3 separate regions of the Mus musculus genome follow, and all the other regions are linked to region 3. The links are chromatin contacts, found by Hi-C or POLR2A ChIA-PET in ENCODE. All regions are on one chromosome and are shown on one strand. The core of a region is the stretch at or near the end of the contact, and the rest is flanking DNA. Distances in the headings are between cores, read along the strand shown. Region 1 holds the start of Slc25a16 (solute carrier family 25 (mitochondrial carrier, Graves disease autoantigen), member 16). Region 2 holds the start of Dna2 (DNA replication helicase/nuclease 2). Region 3 holds the start of Tet1 (tet methylcytosine dioxygenase 1).

Region 1 (2,700 bases), core at 22-2,521, 33 kb before region 3:
TGTTGTTCTTCTCAAGCCCCTCCCACTTTTGTCCATCAGTTTACCATCATCTATCTACAAGATTAACCAAAACAACAAAGCCAGGGATCTTTGCTATCACCTCCATCTATCTTCTATCGCATGACAAGGTCTGCGGGCCTGCTTCTCCAACTGTTTGGTTTTTGTTTTTTGATTTTTTTTTTTTTTTCGAGACAGGGTTTCTCTGTGTAGCCCTGGCTGTCCTGAACTCACTCAGACCAGGCTGGCCTCGAACTCAGAAATCTGCTTGCCTCCCAAGTGCTGGGATTAAAGGCGTGCACCACCACCACCGCTGGGCGGTTGTAGGCAATTTTGCACAATATCCTTAGTCATTTTATTTTGTTTTTGAGACAGGGTATCACTTTGTATTCCTTGCTTGCCCAGAACTTGCTATGAAGACCTGGTTGACCTCAAACTCAAGATCTGCCGACCTTTGCATCTGCCTGGTGCTGCGATTTAAGGCACATTCCACCATGTCCAGCTCATATCCTAGTCTATTTTTCAAAGTTAGCCTCTAGAGACGGACTGTGCGACATGTGCCTGTAATTCCAGCACTTGGGATGCAGAGGCAGGAGAATCGGGAGTTCAAAGCCAGCGTCAACTACATAAGGCTCTTGAGGTGGGGGGGCGGGGGGGAATACATTAAATATTCTCAAATCATTATCCGCACGCGCGCGCACACTCACGCGAAGGGGACGCGAGCCCAAGCTGGCCTCCACCTCCAAAACTTATTTTCCTTTCAAGCAAACAGCAAAACCCAATCCTACACTGTCACACGTGTTGTTTGTAACAGAAAGGGGTGGTCCCCACCATGTCCCACCTAAAGGATCCTGTTTTCAACCTTAAGAAATAGGTGCTTGGTTCAGCGGAGGGATTAGCCCCGGCTGCAGGGGCTGACGTGAAGGCCCGGCTGGGTGCTGCAGCAGGAGAAGCTCGGGACTGTCTGATCGGCCCGCGGACCGGCTTCAACACCCAGCCCCGGGGTCCGGGCGGCGGATACTGACCTCCGGCCAAGAAGGAACGCAGCCAGTAGAAGTCTCGGCGTGAGGTCGGGCCCCCGCTCCCAGCCGCCTGCGGCACCGCGGGTGCAGGCTCGGCCGCCGCCAGGGCCGCCGCAGCCACCAGGGCCGCCATCGGGACCTGCGCCACGTCCCGAGCCTCCGCTGCCAACTTACAAAACACTGGGCAGCACCATGGCTGGAGCCGGCTCTGACAGGAGCCCAGCCGCCGCGCGGGCGGGGCCAGATGATGCCCATGGCGCGCGGCGGCGAGGAATGATGACGCACGCAGCCGCCGCTGGGACCCGTCCAAGAGAGCAAGGCGGAAGTGGGCGTCACCCAGGGGGTCTGCGACACTCAGGGTCCCGGGTTTCCTGCTGAAGGTTTGCGAGCCTCTTGAGCCAGACCAGTAAATTCAGGCTTGCAGTCTCAGCACGAGCGAACCTGATGACTCCTGACCATGGAGATCAAGACCCGCTTGAGCTATGTAGTGAAGCTCATGCCTGTCATCCCAGCACTCAGGACTCTGAAGCAGGGGCATCACCTCCAGACCAAGACCAGCATGGGTAACTTAGTGAGTTCCCGACTAGCCCAGGCTGCAGAGAGAAAGATACTGTGTCAAAAGAAAATGCTAGACAAGCTAGCTGGCTCAACGGCTGAAGGCACTTGTCACTAGGCTGGCCGACCTGAGTTGTCTCCAGACCCGGCCTAGTTGAAGGAGACAGTCGATTCCCACAAATTATTCTTAGACCTCCATACATGCAACTTGGCAGCACGCGCGCCCACACGCGCACACACTATAATAAATGTTGAGAGCCATAGAGATGGCTCAGCGGTTAAAAGCACTCTTGTTCTTGTAGAATACCTGGGTTTGATTCGCGCGCGCGCGCGCGCGTGTGTGTGTGTGTGTGTGTGTGTGTGTGTGTGTGTGTGGTGTGTATGGTGCCTCTGGCATTAACACAAGCAGCTCAGCCTTCCCTGTCTTTCTGATCCACTCCCATCTTCTGATCTCACACACGATAAATTCTTTAACCTGCTGTCTTCACAAACTCTTTCTCTTTTATTTCTCCTTCTTTTCTTTTTCTTCCTCTCTCCCTGCCTTTCTCGGGACCGGCTATGGAGGCTTGGCTTGTTTGGAGATTCTAGCAGGGTGACACATCTATTCCCACACCCTTTATCAAAGATGGTGTCCTTCTCTCTTAGGGGAAGGTCATCTTTGTCCAAACAGGCATGTAGTTCTGGAAGCCATGTACATGGAGTGGGAAGAGGGGAGGAGACACTCACATAGACAAGCAGGTCGCCAGGCGTGGTGGTCCACGCCTTTAATCCCAGCACTTGGGAGGCAGAGGCAGGCGAATTTCTGAGTTCGAGGCCAGCCTGGTCTACAGAGTGAGTTCCAGGACATCCAGGGCTACACAGAGAAACCCTGTCTCGAAAAACAAAAATAAATAAATAAATAAATAAAAAGACAGCAGGTCAACTTGGTAATCAGTGGAGTGACAGATGGTGCAACTGCATCACCCTCACATCTGTGACCTAGGACTAAATACTAAATATGGCCCAGCCTGGTCTCTAGCCTGAGATACTTCTGCCTCAACCCTGCATGTGCTAAGAGTACAGGAGGATTTCACCACCACTCCTGGGGTGATCTTTATCTGTGTCTCTCTTCCCCCCTTCCTCTGTA
Region 2 (2,700 bases), core at 88-2,587, 60 kb before region 3:
TCCTACCTCCTAACCACACAAGGTTAGCCTGGTCTACAAAATGAGACCCTGTATAAAACAACAGCAACAAAACAAACACTTGGGAAGTGGAAAAAAAGAGGATCAGAGATCAGAAGGTCAAAGCCGTCCTGGGCTGGCTACACATCTCAGCTCGAGGCTAGCCTGGGCTACCTCAAAAACTGGAAAATACCAAAAAGGGCTTCTACCACAGTCGAAAGCAATTAGGAAGTACAACTAAAGAGAGCTAGTCCTGTCCATTTTCCAGATAACTGATATACTGGGCATGCCAAAGTTCAGTGGCATAGCACCTGCTGTGCTGGGCATGACAATGTTCAGTGGCACAGCACCTGCTTGCTGTACCTGGTCCGCCCAACTACTGCTTGAAGGAAAAAAGAGGGACGCGGGAAGCAGCATGAAAGGTTCACTGCAATTGCTGCCAGGAGCTGCCAATCATACTAATCTTTATGGCATTAGAGGGCTTGGACCTACTGTATACCGGGTGTAACACCTCCAGGAGCTCTTAAAAGATATATTGAAGGGATGGCACGAGCGCCAGGAGATGCCTCTAAACTCAGGCACTTGCATATGTACACTTAAGTAAATTTAAAAATAAATAAAAGCCGGGCGTGGTGGCGCACGCCTTTGATCCCAGCACTCCGGAGGCAGAGGCCGGCGGATTTCTGAGTTCGAGGCCAGCCTGGTCTACAAAGTGAGTTCAAGGACAGCCAGGGCTACACAGAGAAACCCTGTCTCAAAAAACCAAAAAAGAGAAAGAAAGAGAGAGAGAGAGAGAGAGAGAGAGAGAGAGAGAGAGAGAGAGAGAGAGAAAGAAAGAAAGAAAGAAAGAAAGAAAGAAAGAAAGAAAGAAAGAAAGAACGAACGAACACTGGGTCGTCTGACTAAAGGCGATTCCTGGCAAGCCTTCAGCCCGGAGTTTGACCCCGACGTCCCACGTGAAAGAAAATAACTAGCACGGGTGCTCCTCCGACCGCCACAAGCGGGTCTTCCGCACATGCAAATAAGACAAAATCAAATCCAAAGTATCAATGACAGGGGTGGGCTGACGTGTGAAAAAGCAGCGGGCTACACCAGCAAGCTCAGGTCCCAATTAAGACTGGCCGACGATCACCCTCCAGCTAACACCCGGGAAAACCGCGCAGGTCCCGCTCGCGCCCGCCGCCCTCCCGCAGGCTCACAGCTCCACCCGCGGCACGGCCTCCGCTCCGCCGTCCTCTTCCAGCAGCAGCAGGTCCAGCTCGTCCAGCGGCTCCATTCCTGCCGAAGCCCGCCGGGAGAGCGGGCAGCCGTAACTCGCGGCGCTAGAGAAGCGCCAGCTCGCTGCGCATGCGCAGCAGGCGCCCCGCGCGCCAGCGGCTCCCGCGCTCTCCGCGCCGGGAAGCACAGCGCCGGACCGGAGGCGCTTTTCCGCCGTCTCCACTCCAGGACCGGATGCCTGCATGAACCTGCTGGGCTGCCGCGCAACTGCACGCGTCTCATAGCAATCCCCCGTCTCGGGCTTTTCAGAGCAGGAGAGCGGGAGATGCAGCTGAATTTCCACTACGAACCTGTCTTGTTGCAGGGATCTGATGCCTCCCACCCTCTGGCCTGGAAAGGCATCCTCATGCACATAGTGCATAGTACTCACAAACACACACACAAACAAAATAAATTTTTTAAAAAGTAAATCTAAGCCGGGCGTGGTGGCGCGCGCCTTTAATCCAAACACTTCAGAGGCAGAGGCAGGCGGATTTCTGAGTTCGAGGCCAGCCTTGGTCTACAGAGTGAGTTCCAGGACAGCCAGGGCTACACAGAGAAACCCTGTCTCAAAAAAACAAACAAACAAACAAAAAAAACCAAGCCATCAAAACAAGGATAAAAAATTACTTTTAATATCATATGGATTCTATAACAGACATAGAAGGCAATTTCTTATTTTAGAAAATATCTTCAGTTCTCTTTATTGATAATATAATTGCGATATTTATTTTATAGATTTAAATTACCTTAAGATTGAATGGAATAATTAGCTACAATGTAGTCCAGAAATTAAAATATACAAAAGAGTTTTATAAACAGACTTATCCCCACTCCTGGTACATTTACAAATCACATGATACATTTTTATTTTTAAAGTAAAGATTATAAAAATGAAACTAATTCATCCAATTTTTTCCAAGATGTGACAAGAAATATTTATATACATGAAAAAATGCAGAAATAACATTTGCAGCTTAATTTTAATGTTTTAAAAATCACATCAGTTCTACAAATAACTACCTCTAGAGAAGGCTTGATGCTTCTACTCCATGGGTCATGCTTACAACAAAAAGTGTTCTAAACACAATGATCAGAATTCTTATATTCTAAACAACCTTTTTAAAATGTAACAATCAAAATGTGGTTTATATTTACGCTTCGGACTATGACACACTAAAATTACATTACATGGAAGAACTTATATCTTGACATAATACCTCAGAAACATTGCTTCATCTAAATTGATGGTCCATTTACATTTCCTAGTACATACCAAGTTATTTTAGACAAGCATCTACAATGCTACTCTCCTTTTAAGGGCAAAGATATTTAATCTTTATCATAACTGCCTCTGGGAAACGCAGTGGCATGATAATCAAAGTTCATGGTAATAGCATTTGAACAAGACCTGGGACTTTCTTCATTTGTTGACAATCTCCTTTC
Region 3 (2,700 bases), core at 83-2,582:
TGTTTTGTCTTATTTGTCTAAAAACTTATCTGTCAATATTTCTCGCACTTTATAGGTATGGGAAGGAGAATCAGTTCAAGGTCAAAATCTAATAGAGAAAGGGAATGAAAGAAAAATAAAGAAAAAAAGAGAGAGCCAGGTTTGCTTTTTTCTATTGCAAAGATTAAATTGAGGCCTCAGTCTTCACCTCTGAGCAGAACTCAGCTAGAAGTGCATTTCTGACCTCCAATCAGGTTACTTTATAATCCCAGCACTGGAAAGGCTGTGGCTGGAAGATTCCTGCCTTTGAGGGCAGCCTGGGCTACACAGAGACTTTTAAAAGCTAAACAAACAAACCCGTTATAGCTGGTACCTAGTTAAGAATACATTTAAAGGATTTATTTAGGGTGTAAGCTTGACAGTTTGGGACTATTTCTCCGAACAATCTAGGGACATTTATTTGTTTTATTTTGTTTTGTTTTTTTGAGACAGGATTTCTCTGTATAGCCCTGGCTGTCCTAGAACTCACTTTGTAAACCAGACTGGCCTATAATTCAGAAATCCACTTGCCTCTGCCCCCCAAGTCCTGGGATTAAAGGCATCTGCTAGGCTATCGAGGGACATTTATATACCACAGTTCAGGTATGGAATTGGGGGAGTGGAGTGTAAAGCCACAAGCCAGTTTTCTCCCTTCCACCTGAAGCAGTAGATTTCCTTGTCTAAGGGCAGACTTCTGGAAGAAGAGAAAGCTATCTTACCTTGGGATATGCCTAGTTAAAGTCAAGCCTGAACCTCATGGCAGGAATTTCTCTCTTACTGTATTTCCATTTCCTATAAAGTGATTATGATCACTAATGAGTCCGCAGTCAATGGCTAATCAAAATAAAGATGTAGGGAAAAAATCAAAGCTAATTTGATTTCTCTTTGGTCTTGAAGTTGGTTTGACACCTCTAGGATGTCACCTGGATGACCCGACTCGCTTCTGGAAACATTCGTTTTCGAGATACCTTTACTCCCATCTGATTAGAGATACTCTGACTCCCATCACTGAAAGAGATGGTGACCTGTAGATTTCAACACTCCTTTGACCTAAGAAAAAAGGGGAGGGAGCGCGGGCGGAATTTCAGGAAAGCCTAGGAAGGAGTGGACAGGAGAAGGGTCGAGAGGAGTCCGGCTCCGATTTGGGAAAATCCAGCTCGCATTTTGCCTCTCGCTCAGCGGTACAGGGTCCAGCAAAGGCTGTGCCCCAGCTACACTCCTAGAGGTCTGTACTGGGGAGACACCGCTGCTCTGGGGGGGGGCGAGGGCTGACCTGGCTGGGAGTACCCGCGCACTCCGCTCGTGGAACACTGCACTCTGCAACTGGTTTGTACAATCCCGGGGTCTGTATTCGCCCCTGGACGTCCTCTCCCTCCCTGGTCATGTACCTCTACCTGCCTCTTCTACGGGAACATTCGCGGAGCAGCTCCCCAACCCGGGTGCTCGGGCCCTGACCGTGCCGGATGGTAAGTGTCCATCCTAGGCCCGCCTGAACTCCTTGGCGCGTGCCGGAGCCTCAGGCTCCAAAGTTGCACGGACCAAGACCCGCTGGAAAGTTTGTCCAAGGATTGGTGCAGGCTTCTAGCAGGGGTGACCCGCGCTGCCCTGGGATCCAGAGGCAGTTTAGGGTGAGCTGGGGCGGCAGCAAAGAGCCGGGGAGTTGGGAGAGGGTACTACTCCGTGGCGGGACGGAGCTGGGGGGCGGATCTCGATCGGGCTAGGACTTTGCACGCCGCGATGCTTGGTGATGACTCGTGCGAGTCAACTCCGCGCCACGACCCCCTATCCCGGGCCGCTCCGGGTCTTTCGTGGCGGGTGACTAACAATGCTCGCGGGGGACCTTACAGCGCTCCCCAGAAAGTTTAGTTAGCCCTGGCTAGGATCGGTTCGCATGGGGACCTCCAGACTTGGCATCAACTGGAGATCCTGTAGGGGAAACGCATGTATGGCCTCTGGGAGGTCCCCAGACAGGAGTTCTTAGAAAGTCTGGGAGTCTGCCTGTAGGGAGGCGATAGCTTTTGCCAGCGAGGAGTGGGGAGCGCGAGCTGTCGGGTTCAGAAGTGTCTCACGCGTTTGAGACGTACCCCATCCTTCGCGGATGAACCCTAGAAAGGGGTTGCTGGGAGCCACTTCGGGAGTGCAGGGGACCTGGAGGTCTGGGAAAGGCTGGTCCGGAATTGGGAGGTTCAAGAAGAAGCAAGAAAGTAGGATATGTTGCCAGCGCCGAAACGCAAGTTTTTGGAATGCTACTGACTGGTTCTGGGATCCTGGAGAGGGGATTGAGGGCGTACGTGTGCTCGCAGCGGCAGAGTGAGTGCCTAAGACTTATCGTGCTGCACGTGAGCTCCGGGAGCTCGCGGTCCCTGCCTGGGCTGAAGAGACCACCGCCTACTCCGCGGGGTAGGGAAGCAAATCTTCCTTTTTCCGGAGGGGTGTGCTCGCCTATGATTATTCCAGCGCTGGGTTGGTAAAGGCATAGAGATCTCCGTGAGTTTCAGGGCAGCTAGGGCTGCATGGTGAGACCAGTCTGAAAAAGCAACTTCCCCTTTCTCTTACTCTCTCCTTCACCTCCAGTGTTCGCCCATTAATCCACAGGAATGAGTCAGGAAAGAAGTGTCCGGCTCCAGTTGCCCTTTGGGAACTGAACTGGGTACGTTTCTGACCCACTAAAATTAATGTGAC

What was found. Hi-C counts contacts between places; a loop is a spot of excess contacts on that map. ChIA-PET counts read pairs that join two places held with the same protein, here RNA polymerase II (POLR2A).
Region 1: a loop to region 3 is called in a map of left cerebral cortex, with 1.9 times the contacts of the local background. The contact joins the promoter of Slc25a16 here to the promoter of Tet1 in region 3. A Hi-C loop is called at or near these places in 1 of 37 maps with a recorded cell type or tissue (left cerebral cortex). POLR2A ChIA-PET finds 5 or more read pairs at or near these places in 4 of 5 experiments (Patski and embryonic stem cell).
Region 2: POLR2A ChIA-PET joins it to region 3 with 10 read pairs in Patski. The contact joins the promoter of Dna2 here to the promoter of Tet1 in region 3. POLR2A ChIA-PET finds 5 or more read pairs at or near these places in 4 of 5 experiments (Patski and embryonic stem cell).

What each region holds. Positions count from the first base shown.
Region 1 is chr10:62,919,204-62,921,903 of GRCm38, reverse strand. It overlaps Slc25a16 (solute carrier family 25 (mitochondrial carrier, Graves disease autoantigen), member 16), which reads right to left and starts at 1,271. Exons shown (of 9, transcript NM_175194.2): 1 at 1,023-1,271. The coding sequence starts at 1,152.
Region 2 is chr10:62,945,666-62,948,365 of GRCm38, reverse strand. It overlaps Dna2 (DNA replication helicase/nuclease 2), which reads right to left and starts at 1,337. Exons shown (of 21, transcript NM_177372.3): 1 at 1,197-1,337. The coding sequence starts at 1,273. Slc25a16 (solute carrier family 25 (mitochondrial carrier, Graves disease autoantigen), member 16) reads right to left here. Exons shown (of 9, transcript NM_175194.2): 9 at 1,872-2,700.
Region 3 is chr10:62,885,956-62,888,655 of GRCm38, reverse strand. Tet1 (tet methylcytosine dioxygenase 1) reads left to right here and starts at 1,332. Exons shown (of 13, transcript NM_001253857.2): 1 at 1,332-1,484. The region is part of intron 2 of Gm51805 (a long non-coding RNA gene); the gene reads right to left.